Regions from separate parts of the Homo sapiens genome. Here region 2 is linked to region 1. Evidence: read pairs that join two places in POLR2A ChIA-PET (ENCODE). Cell type or tissue: PC-9. All regions are shown on one strand. Each heading gives the region's core, and the rest is flanking DNA. Links, peaks and the distances in the headings are about the cores only.

Region 1 (9,145 bases), core at 383-8,382:
CATCCATACTCTCTGGAAGTCTGTGTTGAACAAATAAAGGAGTCTGGGGCCTGCCTTTATCCTTCCCTTCAGCCAGCAGGTTCATACTATTGACACCACTACTTTCTTAATGGGCAACTACTACTAATTACAGTGCTGGTCTGGTAGAAATTCCAAGTCTGGCAGGCTGGGTTCTAGACTGCTGGCTCTGCTGCCTTTCTTAGCACACATTGATGCTTTTCTATTGCCATAACTGGAATCTGATCAATAACATGCAGTGTGCAATGATATAATTTTTCTGTTGGCACCATAAGGAACTTGCAGAATAAGTTCACAAAAAAGCACCCAGCACAGTGCCTGGCACAGAGCAGGTACTAAGTTAATGTTCAGGGTCTTTTATTTCTTCTTTTCCATTAAACATATTCTATAAATATTTGTTGAAAATCTGCTTTCTAGGCATTGTGGTTGATGCTGGAGGTGGAGAGGAGTAACATGGAGTGCCTGATTTAATATTTAATAGAAAAATAATGTCAGGTCAAATTTGGCAATAGAAAAAATATTCTAAATGTCCTTTGATTTAAGGTGAAAAGACATCTCACTTCATTCCACCATCCTAAAGTGCCTAGTAAAGTATAACCAGCAAAATAACTTCACCCATTGCTGTTTTATAAAATAAACTTATCTCTTCTCAGAGAGGAAATACAACTTACAGTGAATGTATTAGTAGATGTATTAGTTTGTTCTCATGCTGCTATAAAGAACTGCCCAAGACTGGGTAATTTATAAAGGAAAGAGGTTTAATTGACTCACAGTTCTACATGGCTGGGGAGGTCTCAGGAAAGTTACAATCATGACAGAAGGCACCTCTTCACAGGGCGGCAGGGGAGAGAATGAGTGCCCAGCGAAGGAGGAAGCCCCTTATAAAACCATCAGATCTCATGAGAACTAACTCATTATTATGAGAACAGGATGGGGGAAACCACCCTCATGATTCAATTATCTCCACCTGGTCCCTCTCACAACACGTAGGGATTATGGGAACTACAATTCAAGATGAGATTTGGGTGGGGACACAACCAAACTATGTCAGTAGACAATAGAGAGCTAATCATAAAAGACCATTTATGACAATGACTTTTGAGCTCCCTTTACCACTGTAATCTCAGAACCTTGAATCATGCCTGAACTAAAGTAGAAACTCAGTAAGTTTGCTGAATGTATTTGCACACAAATATGTATGGCTATGGCTTCTCACCAGGTAAGATGTGACTCATCATTCCACACACATTTATTGAGAATTTCCTACAAATAAGAGTTTGTGCTAGATTTTGTGATGGAGACCAAAAAAAAAAAAAAGTAAGATAGAAACCCTCCTACAAGGAACTTCTAAGCTTAAGGGTGAGATAAGTATATAAATCACCATAACATCATATAGAAAATGTGAAGAGAAGAACAGAGAAGAAAGAGAGCTATGGGAGTTTCAAAGAGGGAAAGGCCACTTCCAGCTGGAGGGATTAGACAAGACTGGATAATGTAAATTTTATGCTTGGTCTTGAGGGAGAAGTAATTTGTTGCCTTGCAAAAGGGGGAGAATGAGTATTGGCAAAGAAGAGAAGGCAATCCAGGTGAAAAGGTGAGAGCAGAGAGGCAGAAAAGCACAGGATGTATAAGAAGAAATCGAAATTTGGCTGGAAATGCATAAAGGGGAATAAAGATAACTAAGGCTAGAAAGGTAGATTGAGCCAGACTGCAGAGGTTTTGAATGTGTCCTGATGTACCACTCCAGGACATAGGGTCTTTATAAAATACCCAATGCTTAACATATGGCGGGGCTTAATTAATGCTAAACAACAATCTCCTAGCAGAAACCTGTTCCCCACGTGCACAAAGGAAGCTGCCATCCTTATGCACAGGCAATTACAAACATTCCAGATACTCGGTCCTGAACCCTGCAAGCACATCAAATGCTCATCGTGAAAGGTCACCGAGCAAACAGCTCTGATGAATCCTGGCTTGGGCTGAATCAAATCCCCTAAATAAGATCCACTAGATGTAGTGTCAGAAAGGTCAGAAATGACCCTATTTCACATCTTGAAGCATTTTTACCATGTGGAACATTTTAGAGGAAGAAGAAAAAGGAACGAGGGGGGGAAAGAAACTCTCCAGAAATAATAGAATCCCAAGTAATTCAATGTTAAATGATCACAAAGTAAGCTGGGGATTTATTTTGGCCCCCACCTCCTTGCAGTGATCTGAAAAACAGTTGATTTCAAAGAAGGTCATGCCAGGATTAAAAACAGTTCCACACCTCTTTCCTCGCCTCCCCTGTGTGCCCCCACTGTGTACCTTTGTTGAGTTCACTTGAGATGTTCCATGATGAGGTAGGCACTAATTCAGCACTGACTGACAGCTCTGTTTCTGAAAAGAAAAAGAAGGGAAGGGAGAAAGACAAGGGCAATATTAAATATAGTAATTTATAGGCTGTTAGAAGCATTAGAGGAGATTTCCAAAGGGCCTGCCTTTGGAGAGAGACCACGGCAATCCCATAGCTTATTAGACTGGAATGGTGGCTCTAGATGCCAGTAGAGGCGCCTGCATTTTAGATGCCATCCAAATGAACAATCTATTGGCCAGATTTGAAGATTTTTACTTCAAAACACTGGCTTGAAAATTAAAATGTAAAATATTACATTAACCCTCTCAACATCACTTACCACCAGAGAAATGCAAATCAAAACCACAATGAGATGCCATCTCATACTAGTCAGAATGGCTATCATTAAAAAGTCACGCTGGGCACAGTGGCTCACACCTGTAATACCAGCACTTTGGGAGGCCGAGGCAGGTGGATCACAAGGTCAGGAGTTCGAGACCAGCCTGACCAACATGATGAAACCCCGTCTCTACTAAAAATACAAAAATTAGCCCTGCCTGGTGGCATGCACCTGTAATCCCAGCTACTCAGGAGGCTGAGGCAGGAGAATCGCTTGAACCTGGGAGGCGGAGGTTGCAGTGAGCTGAAATGGTGCCACTGAAATCCAGCCTGGCTGACATAGCGAGACTCCATCTCAAAAAAAACAAAAAAAGTCAAAAAATAACAGATGCTGGCAAGGATGCAGAGAAAACGGAATGCTAATACACTGTTGGGGGAATGTAAATTAGTTCCACCACTGTGGAAAACAGTTGGGAGATTTCTCAAAGAGCTAAAAATAGACCTACCATTCAACCCAGCAATCACATTACAAGGTATATACCCCAAAGAAAATAAATTATTCTACCAAAAAGACACCTGCATCATATGTTCATCACAGCACTATTCATAATAGCGAAGACATGGAATCAACCTAGGTGCCCATCAACAGAGGACTGGATAAAGAGAATGTGGTACATATATACCATGGAATACTATGTAGCCATAAAAATAATGAAATCATGTCCTTTGTAGCAACATGGATGCAGATGGAGGCCATTAGCCTAAGTGAATTAACAGAGAAGCAGAAAACCAAATATCATGTGTTCTCACTTATAAGTGGGAGTAAAATCATAGGTACCATGGATAGGAGCAATAGACACTGGAATTACAAAAGGATAGAGGGAGTGGGGCAAGGGTTGAAAAACTACCTATTGGGTAGTATGTTCACTATCTGGGTGATGGGATCAATGGAAGCCCAAACCTCAGGATCATGCAATATACTCTCACAACAAGCCTGTACATGTACCCTCTGAATCTAAAATAAAAATGGAAATTGCAAAAAAAAAAAAAAAAGAACAAGGGCAAAATACACCTCGCCCCTAAAATACTACATTAACAAGAAAACAAATCTGCAGAAATGACCACACATAATCAAACATAAACTCCTTTTCTTGTTGAAAGACCAGTCTTAGACTAATAAATTTAATAGCCTTCCTAAGGAAGAACAACATTGCTCCTGTAACTAATTTCACTGGTCGTGTTTGGAATTGTTACCATTTCTGTGAATAGAGAAATTCGTTTCTCTACATTGGAATTTTAGGTCAAGACAAATGAAAGCTAAGTATTTGAATATAGAGAGTCATTTGTGGTAAATAACTTAAAATATAATTTTCAAAGCCATCATGAATCAAAGCAAACATACAAATCAATAATCTAAAGGACATAATACACTATGAAGTACTTATGGACTGTTAGAAGTACTTACGGGCTGTTAAAACTCTTTAATAATAGACTGTAATATACAAATAATCTTGGTTGTTGTTCTTGTTTTTTGAAAATTTAATCCACGCTACTAATATATTGTAATGGGGTTATACTAACCTCCCCTCAGGCTATGTCTACACACACACACACACACACACACACACACACTCAGAACATTACTAGAGAATATTAGGGCTGGACAGGACCTTAGAGGACCCAGGGTCATTAGCTATAAGGCATACAAGTTGTCAATCCCTCCTACTTCAATCCAGTGTAGGCATCTTTAATCAATTATGGCTCTGTTTACCTGTTAAGCCTGGGATCTGTCGTAGAGTCCTTTAAGCACAGTGCTCTAGGTAGCCACTAAAAATTGATCTGAGATAGAATGCAGGATGAACTTTATTAAGTGGAAGAATTGCAATTCAAACCCAGGTCTCTTTGACTCTAGCACTCCACACCTTCTGGCAGCCCATGCTGACCAGTACTCAAGCCTGTAAAACCTGGCTTTTTTTTTTCACCTTACCTCTGGCCTCACCTTTTCACAGAGATAAGCACATTTTTCGTATTTCCATATTTACTGATGGTGACTGTCTGCCAAATGGCCACATGTCATCGTCACTGACTAAGCTTGAACAAGAACAGGATGTTGACTCACTGAGACCTTGCAAAGGCATACTTCTAGTTTATCTCCCTGCCACAGCAGAGACAAAAGGATTGTTTGGTTTGTGCAGACCTCCTTGGCTTACCTCTTTCCTAGTCCTAGAAGCAGGTGGGAAAGAAGTAGATGAACCACACATACCCTCCCCACCTACAGTGGCCCTGGTTTCCTCCAACGTCCTGAGCCAAAAATAGCATAGACTCTTTCAAGGGGACCAGATGTCAGATAGGCAGTATGGCAGGGATCTTAATTCCAAAATATGAAAACAAAAAGAAAATTTTACCCAAGTAGGAGAAATGCTTACTACAAAGCCACAGTGGAAAGCAGTGCTTCTGTTATCAACCTCTTGTTTGGGGAACGGGTATTTCGTGCAGGTGCTTTCCCCAGAAGAGCTAATTGTCTACATTTCAGGGCCCTCCACATATGACTCCAACCCCAACTCCAGTCTGAGCCCCATGCTGCTGCCACCCACTTTGGCTCTTTCAATAATGACAGCCCTTGTTTTCAGTAGTATGGACTGCTGCGGTTCACCTATGAAAAGGCTCATCAAACACCCCGACACCCAGACTTCAGGGAGCTTGGGAATAGAAGGTTGGCAGCCAAGGCGGCATTTCAGGGAAGGAAGCATAGGTTGGAAAGTGGTGGGATTAAAATGAACCTTGACAGCATTTACATGCAATATTTTCATAGCTTCATCTTACTGCTGCTCACAGCCAGAAATATAGTTTCATTTTACAGTGTTAATTTTATAGACAGTTAGCTATATGTCACTTGGTTTTTCCAAGCTGAGTTGAATTGCTGATTGAATATAATTTGGGACCAATGACAAATGAATAGATTCTTGGCACTGCTAACACTGAAATTGTTCCCCACGTGTCCCTGGACACTAATTACCACTCAGTTCTTGGGCTGTAGCAAAGATAATTTCAATTCGCAAGCTCATTAAGTGATTGTGCTGATTCTGGGGAGTTTTGTTCTCAACTTCAAGATCCATTCCTTTAGATAACCACGTGTTCAGCTTCTCAGATAAAATGATAATAAAAACAGATAAAATATTTTAAAATATGAATAACTTCCCTGAAAAATAATATCTTCCAAGGCCATATTTTTTTAAAATAAAGGCTGATTATTTTATGTAGAAAGTTGAATATTAATAATCTCCCCTCACAAAGTGATGTTTAATAAGCTTTTTTTCTTCACTGAAAGGAAAACTGAAGTTTAAGTGAGAAAAATCAAGCACATCTCAGCTGAACTCCATCAATTCCATGGCCACCAGTGGCTTCAGAGAGAGACACGGCCACAAGTTTTGACCCTGTAGGATCTCCACTGATGGATTCCTATTCGCCTCACCACTGGCAAAAGCATGAGACATTTCCAGGTATATTTACCACCAGCCTGGCAGCCTCTCTTCACCAAAAGCATTATGGTAATAGCAAATGTGTATGTGCCATTTAGAAGACAGTAGACTATTTAATGGAAATACACACCAGATTTTAACACTACTATCTGACACTTATTAATTTTGTGATCATGAGAAAGTTACTGAACATCATTTAACTTCTATTTTCTCATCCATAAAATGGGAGCAGCAAAGGACTGAGGTAATGATTAACTAATGGACCAAAAGACTCCTGTACAGTGTCCAGCATAGAGACTCAAGGGCTTTCATACCTCTCCTTTGTCTAGTAAGGCAGACAGTGGCCATCCTCTGCATGGATGTACTTGGTTAGCTACTAAGTCACTGTCTGTATTTGAAATAACACATTTACCATGCTCTTAGAAAGACACTGCATTTCACATGCCTCACTAATCCAAGCCAGTCTTTTCATTTTGTGAGGTTTTCCTGAATTGGTCACCAGTTCTCTAAGAACATAAGTGTTTTTATATGGTTTTATCCAATTTGAGCAAACCAAGCATGTTTTAGAAAACTCCAACCCTTATCTTTCTCGACCTCTTTTAGGAGGGCAAACCTCAAAAGCTATTCTCCTCCCGATTTGATCAATAGGGGCTATTATCTTTGCAGTTTCTCGGAGGATTGACTTTTTGGCACTGATTCTGCAAACCATAAGGTTTTGGTATTTAAGCCTCAACAGTGGGAGTGTTATTTGGAAGGAAGGAAAAAGTAAGCCTTGAATCCTCCTCATTGATAAAAGCCTGTGCTCTCCGAAAGGATTACTGGTTCATCTCAGCAGTTGGCAGGTAAAGACCCAACATTCACAGGATGTGGAGGCCCTTCCAAGAAGCTCCCAGCCATGCCACATCCTGTATCCCCGATTCAGTGATGCGTGAGGTTACACAGGCATGCGCATACTCACAAGACCAGCGGCCAGCCCAGTAGCTGCAAAGGCTGAATGCAAGAGAAGCAAGTGGCTACCCCACTGCCTTTCTTGACCACTCACTGAGTCCTAGAATGTTATAACTGGGTGGGCCCTCAAGGCCCAAGACATATTTATCAAATTATATTCTTTGGATCCATGGGATTTTTTGGAGCTATTTATAGAGGAACATAAGAGGATTTGGGGTTCCAGAGGACAAGAGTACAGGCTCTAGACCCTCCTTCAAAAGGAACAACTCTACTTTTATCTATTTTATATATTGTTGTGTTTACAGGTACTGTGGAAAATGCCCCAATGTTTTAAACAATTGTTTAAAACATTATGTCATACAATCTCCTCATTTTTCAGAGGAAGCAAGTGAGGCCCCTGGTAGGGAAGTGGCTTCGCCAAAATCACAGAAGTTCTAAGATAGAGCCAGACTTTAGAGGTGGCTCAAAAGGAAATACATGCTGACTTCTCACTGAGCTGCATGTTCTGCCGTGTATAGCCATAAGATGTGGTATGTATTCTCAGAGGCCGAGCTTTGAGAGACACTCAAGGAATTTCCAAGCAGCCAGGGTCAGTCACATAGAAGGGGCACACTTTCTTCCTATGGTAAAAGAAGGCCTCCACTTGTGATCATTTGGAGGGTGGCGGGAAAACAGTCAAAGATGCTGATGGCTTTGAGACTGTTGGTTTTCAGTGTTACTTTAGATGTTGTTTGGTGAAGGCTTTTAGCCCTGTTTCTTTCCTCTCCCTAGTGCCTCAATGGAGACGCCCATAGCCAGGTAAATCACCTCAACCAAAGGCGCCTGTTTGGAAAAGTAAGAGTCTGCTGTAACTTAAAAGGACAGGCAGGCTACATTCCCCAGTAGTGCAAGGTCAGTCAACCTGAGCCATGCTCTAGCCCTAGGCTCACAATTGCCCCACATCTGGGGTCCTGAAGGAGGGGGCCTCTCCACACTAGGGACTCGGCTGACTTACTGAGGAGAGAGAAAATTTGGAGTTTTCTTCATCCTATATGGGATAGTCAGGACTGGAAAGTACTATGCTCAATGTCTACAAGGATCTTCTAGTCCTCAGTGACCTCAAATTTGGATTTCTGATGCAATCTCTAAATGAAGTTATCAATATAGTCACAAAGAAAGAAGATGGCACAATCCTGCAACTTTAAACCCCTGCTCAATTACCCAGTCACACTACCTATATTGCAGTACGAAATCACTTTTTAACCATGTAATTACATTGTAATCAGCATAATTCTTATATATGTGATGAATCCATTACTTTGTTGAAGAAAAATTCATAATATATCAAAATTTGTGCTATTATTTGTATTGTTATATGGTGAGATCTGCAGGAAAAAAAAGAAAAAGAAAAAAAAGGAAGGAAAAGGTGCCTAGGTTTTGTCAAAGTCCAAAAGACTCTGCTTGTGCTCAGAGATCTTCTCAACCGTCAACAGTCTATAAGGTAGGTACCTTTATTATCTTCATTTTATGATTGATGAACCTGAGGCAGAATGAAGGCAGCTGCCCAATCAGCTTGTCAGGGTAGGGAGGGGGATCATCATCAAATCCAGGAAGACTGAGGGCAAAGCCAGAGCATCTTCAACTGTGCCACATGGGGGATGGGGGAAGGAGCTGAGAGACATAACCACTTGCTCCCTGGCTTAAACCCCCTTCAGCCCCAGAGGTCCCCTGTGGAACTCTAAGCTCTGCAGTACATAGCTGGAGAACCAATACCAGAGGCCAAGCTCCTCAACGATCAATGTTTGTTTCACCAATTCTAAAATCCCCAAAGGATGGCACAGCACAAGGTGAGGAGAGGAAATACTTCTTGAATCACACTTAAATGCCTTTTTTTTTCCTCTTTGGAGATGCTGTTCCTTTTTTAAAATCTATTAAATTCAACCTATAGACCACATGCAGTTCTTGTATTTAAAGAAACTATGCTACAAAAAGCACCACAATGACACACATCTTTAAAGTGAATAAAAATAGACTGTATTCTTGAAAA
Region 2 (9,145 bases), core at 828-8,827, 62 kb after region 1:
TAACCGTTAAAAACAGCCAAACAGCAGCCCTGGGGCTGCTCTGCCTATGGAGTGGTCATTCTTTTATTCCTTTAATTTCCTAATAAACTTGCTTTCACTTTAATCTGTGGACTTGCCTCGAATTCTGTCTTGCGCAAGATCCAAGAATCCTCTCATGGGGCCTGGATTGGGGCTGCTTTCTGGTAACTGGTCCACTTAATCAGAATCTCCAGAGGCTATCAGGACATTCCCTGTGTTTAACAAGCACCTCAGGTGATTCTGATGTTTAGCCAACTTTGGAAACTGCGGTGATTCTAACAGATTTGGATGAGAAAGGAATCTTCAAGATACTTACAAAACGAAGGTCAAGACAACTGGACCAACCCAGAAAACACAAGTATGTTTACGAATGTCGTCTAATGAAAAATGAAAACATTCACCCCACCTCCACCCCACACAAACCATTTTCCTTGATTTGTACAAGTTAGGGCACTGGCTGGACAGGGGCATTCAAGAAGGAAAAACTACTGAAGTCTCAAGTTCCCGGGCTACCCCCTTTGAGAAACTTAAGCATGTCTGAAAATGGCATGAAACCTTTTCAATTTTGAGACAATCAAGCAGGAGACTGAAGGAGTAAATTACTAAGCCCTTTGCACCTGGAGGAATTATGGCACTTTCCAGACACATTCTGTGAATGTGGGCCAGCTCCTGGAGGAGTGAAGCAGAAAGAAAATAGCACCCGTAAAAAGGAAACCCTCCAGGTAAGCTTGGGAAAGCTGCTGGAACACTCTAAGCCTCTGTTTCTTAATTCACAAAATGGGCAGAAAACCAGGCTATCTCACAGAATGAAATAAGTTCAGGTTTCTACAGAAACATTATTCAAATGTGGCTGTTCTCCTGCCTATCCCAAGCCAGGCTCAAATCTTCCACCTTAATGGAAGCTTACCCCATTACCTCCACTCAGGCAAAAACCTTTCCTTCTCTGGGGGGTGGGGAATGGAGTGGGAAAAAAGAAAGTCATTGGTAAGAAGGTAAGGAGCAATAGGTAATCAGGAAAAATCACCTGATGAAATTGAATTCGGACCTGATTTCGTCTATTTTAGCCTTTCCTTTTTTCTTTTCCATGTCCCCGACTTGCCCTAACCCCTTTCTGTGCAAGCACTCACTCCTGCCTTCTTTATATGGAATGGTTCAGATGCCTGAGCGGGGCTTGAGGAAAGTACACCTGGCTCACTGCAGTTCTGCACAGCACACTGGAGCACATGTAGGGTAGCTCATTAAGCATATTGTACAATGTCACAGAACATATCATGAGTTATAATGTCATAGCAATGAAAAATTTACTGTGTGTCTTAGTTCAGGCTGGCATAACAGAATATCATAGACCGTGTGGCTTATACACAACAGAAACTTAAATCTCACAGTTTTGGAGCCTGGGAAGTCTAAGATCAAGGCACCAGCAGAGGCAGATTCAGAGTCCAGTAAGGCCTCGCTTCCTGGTTCATACAGGGCTTTCTTTTTGCTGTAAATCTCATGGCAGAAAGAATAAGGGAGCTTTCTGGGCCTTCTTTTATAAGGACACTAATCCAATTCAGAAGGGCTTTGTCCTCATGACCTAATCACCTTCCAAAGGCCCCATCTCCTAATACCATCATATTGGGGGTTAGGGTTTCAATATAAGAATCCGTGGCAGCAGAGAGTGGACACAAACATTCAGTCAGCATTATGTATGTTCACTGGTTTCCAAACTTCATGGCCATCTTCTTTACTGAACATCTACTAGGCATTAGGGTTGGTACTGGGAATATGGTGGTGAGCAAATGAGACAAAAATATCTGGCTTATACCCTCTGGAAGTATCAGATTTCCCATAATATTATCAATATCAGTTATCAGGAAAAGAAACTCTCTTCTTTCCATTGAACTTTATAGTTAAGTATAGCAATCTCCAAATGTTTGTAAATCAGTAAAAAAAAAAAAAAAATTGGACCACAAACCTCTATTATATATGTATATTTATTTATTCAGAACTTACATACATGAAGTTCTGTACTATTATAGTATCTATTGTAAAACATCTACATAAAATAGAAATGTGTAGAGGATAAGATAATTTCTTTTCATTGTTTGTTTGTTTTATTATCTCAGGGGATCAACTTGCACAGGTCTAGAACAGTGTGGACTGGCTAAATCAATTTTAAATTCCACGTCAGTAACTTACTACCTGTGTGACCTTGGCCAAGTGATCTAACGATTCTGTGCGGCAGTTTTCTCTGTAAAGTGGAGAAAACAGCAGTACCCAATGCAGTGTTACTGACAGGGTAAAAATGAGATAATTTAGGTAAAGTATTTATTCCTGGCATATTATAAACACTCATAATGACAGCAACTATTAGCAACATAATATTATTATTACTAAGTGGTATCTGTTCACCAGCATGATTTCAGAAGACAGATTGTGTGTCTCCTAATATGAAATCCTAAAGGGTGGAGGATAGGCTTCATTGGTATCAGGTATCAGGAGGGCCAAGGGTTCAAGACCCAACTGGGGATCATATTCTCCACTGTAACAGATGCAGGTAGGACATTATGTCATGTGGTATATGTTCCCATTATAAATCTTCTTGCTTTAGCCCCCAGGAAGGTCTTCTAGCTGACACCAGCTCACACAGGTCTCAGCTATCACCTCCCGCCGGCCACCCCACCTCCTTCACAGTAAGCCCTCTTGGTTGATGGGGAGCCTGCAGTGGAGCTGGCTGGTACATACATTACAGGTTATTAAAGGGCATGGAAAAATGCTCAGGCTTCAATGCAGACCCAAGAGCAGTTTTCAAATTTCCCTGTTTGGATGGGAATGCTTTAACACTGAAGTATGTTTTCCTTGGCAGAGGTACCCTCCATTAGATGCAATTTCTTCCTGACATTTCAAGAATTGTTTTATGTCTGTGTTCTCTATAAGGAGTATCCATGGAGGTCAGAACGGAAATTATAGTTCTAAGAATGCCATATTAGCATAGATGGTAATGCATAAGCCCCAAGCTAAATATCCCCATTCTGGCTAGCCTGCCAGTGCGATGATTAACAAGTTGGGCTGCCATACAGGGGACTGTACTGGGCGCGCTCCCGGACTGCTGCTCCTGGGCCAACATGGGCAACGTGTGTTTAGTCTATCAGAGTATTTACTCAGGACGCCAATCACCGTGGAACCGAGACAGCAGTCTGAGAGAGGACTCCCTGAATCCCCTGGAGAACACGGGTCAGGAGAAGTAGATCTATTTTTTCACAAGATTCCTTTCCCAGCCTAATGTAGCCTCCACTGGCAGGAAGGATTTGGTATGCTGGTGAATCATGGTAGCTTCAGGCAAACCTGACTGTGAAAGGTATGGCTTCAGAAGGGTCAGAGGTCTGGTGAAGCCTTACTCCCTCCGTTAGGAGCCAGGCATGTGGTGGTATCCACCACCTCAACCCTTGACAAGATCACGTCTGGCATTAGGATATCCTTTGTACCAGTTTTTCTGTCTTGGATCCAACATGCCTTGAGGAAGCAAGGATGACCTGTGCCTGTCACAGATATACAGAGCCTGGATGTAGAAGAAAGAGGCCATGATTTAGAATCTAAATACCTGAATTCAAATCCTACCTCTGACCCTTAATAGTCATATAAATCATCTCACCCCTCTGAGCCTCTGTTACTTCCTTTATATAGTGGAAATTATATCTTTCTTCAAAGATTGCCTTAAAAATTACATGACAAAAACAAAAGTTGAGGTATATGCTCAATTAGTATATGTTGAAAATTGATTTAGCCATTCCACACTGTACCTATATATCAAAACATATGTTGTACACCACAAAAACATTTTTTTAACTTGAATACATTCGATTCTGTGCCACTGTCAAACAAAGTTAGAGGCAATATAGCATAAATTAAGCAGACACAAAACTGGTTAAACAGACATTGGGGAAAAACGCTGGGGGAGGTTTTCAGAGATAGTTATATCTGGAAGATGTTCTCTTCCTGCCCAAATTTATACCCAAACCTTCTAGTCCCCTTGGCAGTAAAGCAGAGAGGAGGAACCAATAGCTATTTGATTAGGTTGAATATTATAGTGTGTGTGTCCTGAGAGAGAACTATGAGCCTCAAGCACCTGCCCAGAGCCACACACCAGCCAACAGAAGCAGTACCAAGCCAGGGATAAAGAAATGTCACAGAGGATGTGTCTGGGCTATGACAGCCAAACTTTAATGAGTGCAGGAGAGAAGCTGAGAATTCTCTGTAGCTGAAACAAACTTACTTCTGATAGCACAATTGCCTAGGAGGACCAGGAAGCATGGAAGAAAAGATCCGGCAGAACAAGAGGGAGATGATTCCTCTATGATCTGGCCTGGGGGCTCCCCAGTTCTCCAAAGTAGAGGGACTAAAATTATCACTAGCACCATGTTGCAGCTAGAGCAACCTATGAACTGCACCTTCTTGTATTTTTGCTAAGAATCTATTTAGTAAACTATATGTAATTCAATTGACAATATGTCTTGAATTTGTTTAACAAATCTCATGTGAGGAATAAAGTATAATGTTTAAGATCTATCACTTCAGAGATTAGAATGCAGAAGAGAAGGCAAGGCTCTAAGTCACCCAATTAAGGGCCAAATAAGTGTAGAACCAGGACAACCCTGCTGGGTATGTTTGATGTAGCAAGTAAAGGTATAAAAGGGAGGGAGAGTGGGAAAGTCGATCCAGGCAACAGTAGACTGATTCTGGTACTAGAAGGAAACAACATTAAACAATGGGTGAGCCTGCTCCCCAGAAATAGGCCATCTCTTCATCAGTGTTTTTCAAACTATAGGTCAGGGGACTGTACAACAGATCATTAAATCAATTCCATGGCTCTGCACCCACATAAAATGAAAGAAATGAAATGGACTAGTTTAAACTGCAATGAAATGGAAAATAATAAAAAATATTAGAGTGAATCACACACAGAAAATATTGTTCCGTGAAAGCTGTATTTACATGGGACTGAGTGTATTTACATGTTATTGCATGTGTATACCGAGATATGATCTTTTTTAGTTTAACAGTCAAAAAAGTTTTAAGTCCACTGCCTTATAGACCCTTAACAAGTCTCCAAGTGACACCGTTTGAAAACTACAGAGGACCATACTAATGTGGGTCGTTTTAACCTTTTCCCATAATTTGCATTCTCAGGCCTTCCAATATATTATCGCCTGGATGTTCGATGATTTTCAACCCTTCTTCCACAATATAATCTCCTGGGATATAAAAAATTACCAAAGCCCAGGTCACCCTGGATTCTAACTGGTCTGGGTGGGGCCTGACAAAAGGTATTTTTTTAACACTTCCCCAGGTAATTTTAATATGCAAGAGAGGTTGAGAGACACTGAATTAGGTCATTTTATCCTTATAACACCCCTGTGGGAAAAGCAGAGAAGAGATGATTATCCCAACTTTTCAGACAAGGAAATTAAGGCCCAAGGCAATTAGGAGATTTGGCCAAGGATGTATCCATGATGTCAGTGTCAGAGCTGGGTGAGAAGCCAGGTCTCCTGACTCTGCATCCAGAGCACCCTCATCCCATGAACCACACTCACAATTTTATCCAACATCTTTCCATTTAAAACAAGGAGACCACTGAGAGGATAGAAGAAAAATGATTAGAATTTCAGCATTTCTTTGCACAATCATTCTCAGAAATGCATCAACAAATACAAGTTCCTCCTTACTGGAATAACGAAATAGACCACTTAAGTAAATCAAACCATTTGACATAGGCTAAGAGAGCTATTGATACTAGTTTGCCTGTCTCCAAGGAACAAAATACTGAAAGGCAAGGGCTTAAAATGAATGAAAATGTATCCAATGCACAATCAAATGAAAATGCTGTGGGCCCATGGCCAGGGATTATCTGCCGATTGGATCTCTTTCCGCACCCTAAATTTAACCAGCTGGGATTCTTTTTTTTCTTCTTCCTTTTTTTGTGAAGTGTCATCTTTTTCAACCTTCTGAAAGGAAGAGATTTTCCTTTTAATGGGAAATCTGTATTTCATCATAAAGATGAACACAACGTGCTTGGTTTAGCCAATCTCCTGGGAAGTAGGTTCTTTGTGTATCAAATGCTTGGCATAAAAGACTCACATTCCAGCAAGTTTATTTCAGGCATGAGAGACTAGAAGCATATATCTGTGGAATTTAAGGTATAATCTCACCTCCATTCCCAACATGCTAATAATACTTTATATTCCTAGATCATTCAACTGCTTTCACAAATCAATATAATCTCTAAATTTCCAAGCAATGAATGAAGTCTCCAAAATGCAATGAGTAAATGAAGGTGATGCTATGTTGTGTATGTGTGTGTATGTGTGTGTGCCTGTGTGCAGAAAAGACAGAGACGAAAGAATAAACTCTGGTATTTACAGTGATTATGTCTGAGCTGTATTATTGGTTTCTCTCTTTTCTTTTTGTTTGCATTATCATAACTTTTCTATAACAAATACTTAGTACTTTGCATCTTAGAAGAAAATTATTTTAATGGGAAAAGAACAATAATAAATCACAAGTGAAAATTAGGAATGCCTCTACCTATAATCAAATGACAAAGTCAAGGTTCTCTCTGCAAATGTGACCAGCCAGCTTGGTGGCGGGGAGCAGTTAACCACATGGCTCCACCTCCAGCCTGCAGAGACAGAGCTCTCACCCGGTATCTGCTCTGCTAATGCCAGCAGTTACCAGATGAGCTTTTTTCCCTTCCTGGGCCTGGGGAGAATGGCTCTCCAGGAAGGACTTGGAGACCACACTGGTGAGGGACCAGTGGAGCTGGGTTCCTCTACGGACTTCCTAAAGAGCAAGGCTGTGAAGCACAGGGGCTTGCCCTGAGCTGTATCCAAGCTGAGACCAATTGCTCTAACCTGGGAAGGGTAATTTGAGTTTGGGTGTCGGTGCCTGGGCTGAGGTTTAGCCTTCCCTTGGGCTTCACTCAAGGATTGCTACAGAGGAGCAACCATTCCCACAGTTCAACAAGCAGCCTTGGGATCATCTCTCAGGCTGAGTGAGTTGTGGCACAATGGGAGTCTGAAGTTTGAAAAGATAAAGGAATCCAGGAAGGAGGTGTCATCTGTGTACCTATTCATTCATTCAATATGTCCTGAGTAGCTCATAGGCATGGCTGCTGCACTTAATCTTTTTTTTTTTTTTTTTTTTTTTTAAAGACAGGGTTTTGCTCTGTTGCTCAGGCTGGAGTGCAGCGGTGGTGTAATCACAGCTTGCTGCAGTCTCTACCTCCTGGGCTCAAGTGATCCTCCCACTTCAGCCTCCTGAGTAGCTGGGACAATCGTCACGCTCCACCATGCCTGGCTAATTTTATTATTTTTTGTAGAGATAGAGTCTCACTGTATTGCCCAGGCTGCTCTCGAACTCCTGGGCTCATATGATCTTCTGGCCTCAGCTTCCCAATCTGCTGGAATTACAGGCATAAGCCACCATGCCAAGCCAACTTTATCATTTATTTTGCAGATTACACAAAATGCCCAGCGGTGGGGAAGAGTAGGAGGTAGAATATAGCTTCGTTGCCAAGCTGTGCCTCCTAAAAGAGAAATGTAACCCTCCAAGGACAGGGTGTCTTTTCTTCACATACTGGTATCTGCTGCACAGCTCTCCTCCCTGCAAAGCTTTTTCTAAAAGGAACCGCCTTTTTCTAAATTTCACCAAAGTGAGAGACGGGCTAGCAATGGCCCTACTCCTAAGGCCATGCATCATACAGAGCAATAAGGACACAAAGATGAAAATGGCGTGGCTCTTGCCCTTAAGAAAATCTAAGTGGAGGCACTTAAGTAAAATAAGTCATCACAAATATGAAAAAAAAATGGTACATAAAAATCATAATAGACACTAAAGAGGAGAAACACCTGGTTAAAAGTAGTATTAACATTATACACAAGGAAATGTTCAGAAGGAAAGATAAGAACAAAAAGACAAAGGAGAAGGAGAAGAATCATGACCATTTGTTAAATACCTCTTCTCTGCCAGGATTGTTTTTATCAAACATGGGAACCAAGGCTCAGAAAAGCTGAATGTAGAGACTGAAGAAAGAGTGAAGATTCTAGGTCAGGTCCTTTTAGTTGCAGAGCCCTTACACTTTCTAAACACTCTTTCCCACCATTCATTCTATAGACATTTATCAGGTCTGCACCAGACCGTGCCAGGCAGGGTGCTGGGCACAGGAGAAAAAGGTTTCACTGGAGGGCTCTGGCTGAGAGCATAAACTGAGAGTAGAATGCCTGAATTTGAATCTTCACTCTGCCTCCCCTTCTTGCCACGGTTTCCTCCTCTGTAAAATGGAGATAATTTTGTAAGGGTTAAATGAGATAACGCATGTAAAGTACTTAGAACAGTGTCTGGCACCCGGAGGCTCATGAGTACTATTCAAGCTGGAGTACTATGTAAGTGTCAGATATGATTATTACTTTTTAAGGCTAGCCAAGATGTTATTATTAATGGTACTGGTAGTAGTAGTATCATCTCCTCATGGTTTATAAACACAAGTGTCTAATACATAGAAGGGAACAAAGCCTTATGATCCATACAAAGCCCTGGAGGTATGGAAGGGTTTAGATGAAAATGTCACAGCTATGTCTACACATCTTTGCAGTTAGAATACCTGTCATGCACACAACCCTATAATGCAAAAAGAACTGATATTATGTTATCCCCACTTGAAAGGCAAGGAAACTGAGGGTTAGAAAGGCTCAGTGACTTGTCCAAAGTAAGACAGCTAAGTGGTGGCAGACAGCCGGGCTCCATTTATTTACTGTACTCCAATACTTAAAAAACCTTTTACTTTGAAATTATTTCAAACTTAGAGAACAATCCAGACAACGCCAGAGTAATCCAGACAACTCCTATATATCCTTTATCTACCCAGACTTGTGAATTTCAACATTTCAGCACAGCTGTATCATTCTGTGTGTGTATTTATTTTTTCTGAACTACAGATGAATAAGTTGCATATACCATATCCCTTTGCCCCTTAATATTTCAGTATGTATTTTTAAATATATGTGTATAATATTTATATATATCTAATCCAGAGGCCATATCCCAGTTTTTTCAATTGTTTCAATAATGTACTTCAGAGCATTTGTTTTTT

The links. Peaks named below come from ENCODE experiments on the same cell type or tissue, not always from the same donor. Only the 100,000 strongest peaks of a DNase experiment are listed, where the experiment ranks them.
Region 2: POLR2A ChIA-PET joins it to region 1 with 12 read pairs; 3 of 35 experiments call an interaction of 5 or more read pairs at or near these places.

The regions. Positions count from the first base shown.
Region 1 is chr1:64,002,557-64,011,701 of GRCh38, reverse strand. ROR1 (receptor tyrosine kinase like orphan receptor 1) reads right to left here. Exons shown (of 9, transcript NM_005012.4): 2 at 2,326-2,397. Among named protein-coding and RNA genes, the nearest start is that of ROR1-AS1, 110 kb to the left of the region's middle. RefSeq lists an enhancer at 4,691-4,985. In PC-9, for the core only: no CTCF peak of the experiment used is centred there; a DNase peak (open chromatin) is centred at 4,781; H3K27ac peaks cover 3,384 bases.
Region 2 is chr1:63,941,153-63,950,297 of GRCh38, reverse strand. All of the region lies in intron 1 of ROR1 (receptor tyrosine kinase like orphan receptor 1), which reads right to left. Among named protein-coding and RNA genes, the nearest start is that of ROR1-AS1, 170 kb to the left of the region's middle. In PC-9, for the core only: no CTCF peak of the experiment used is centred there; no DNase peak of the experiment used is centred there.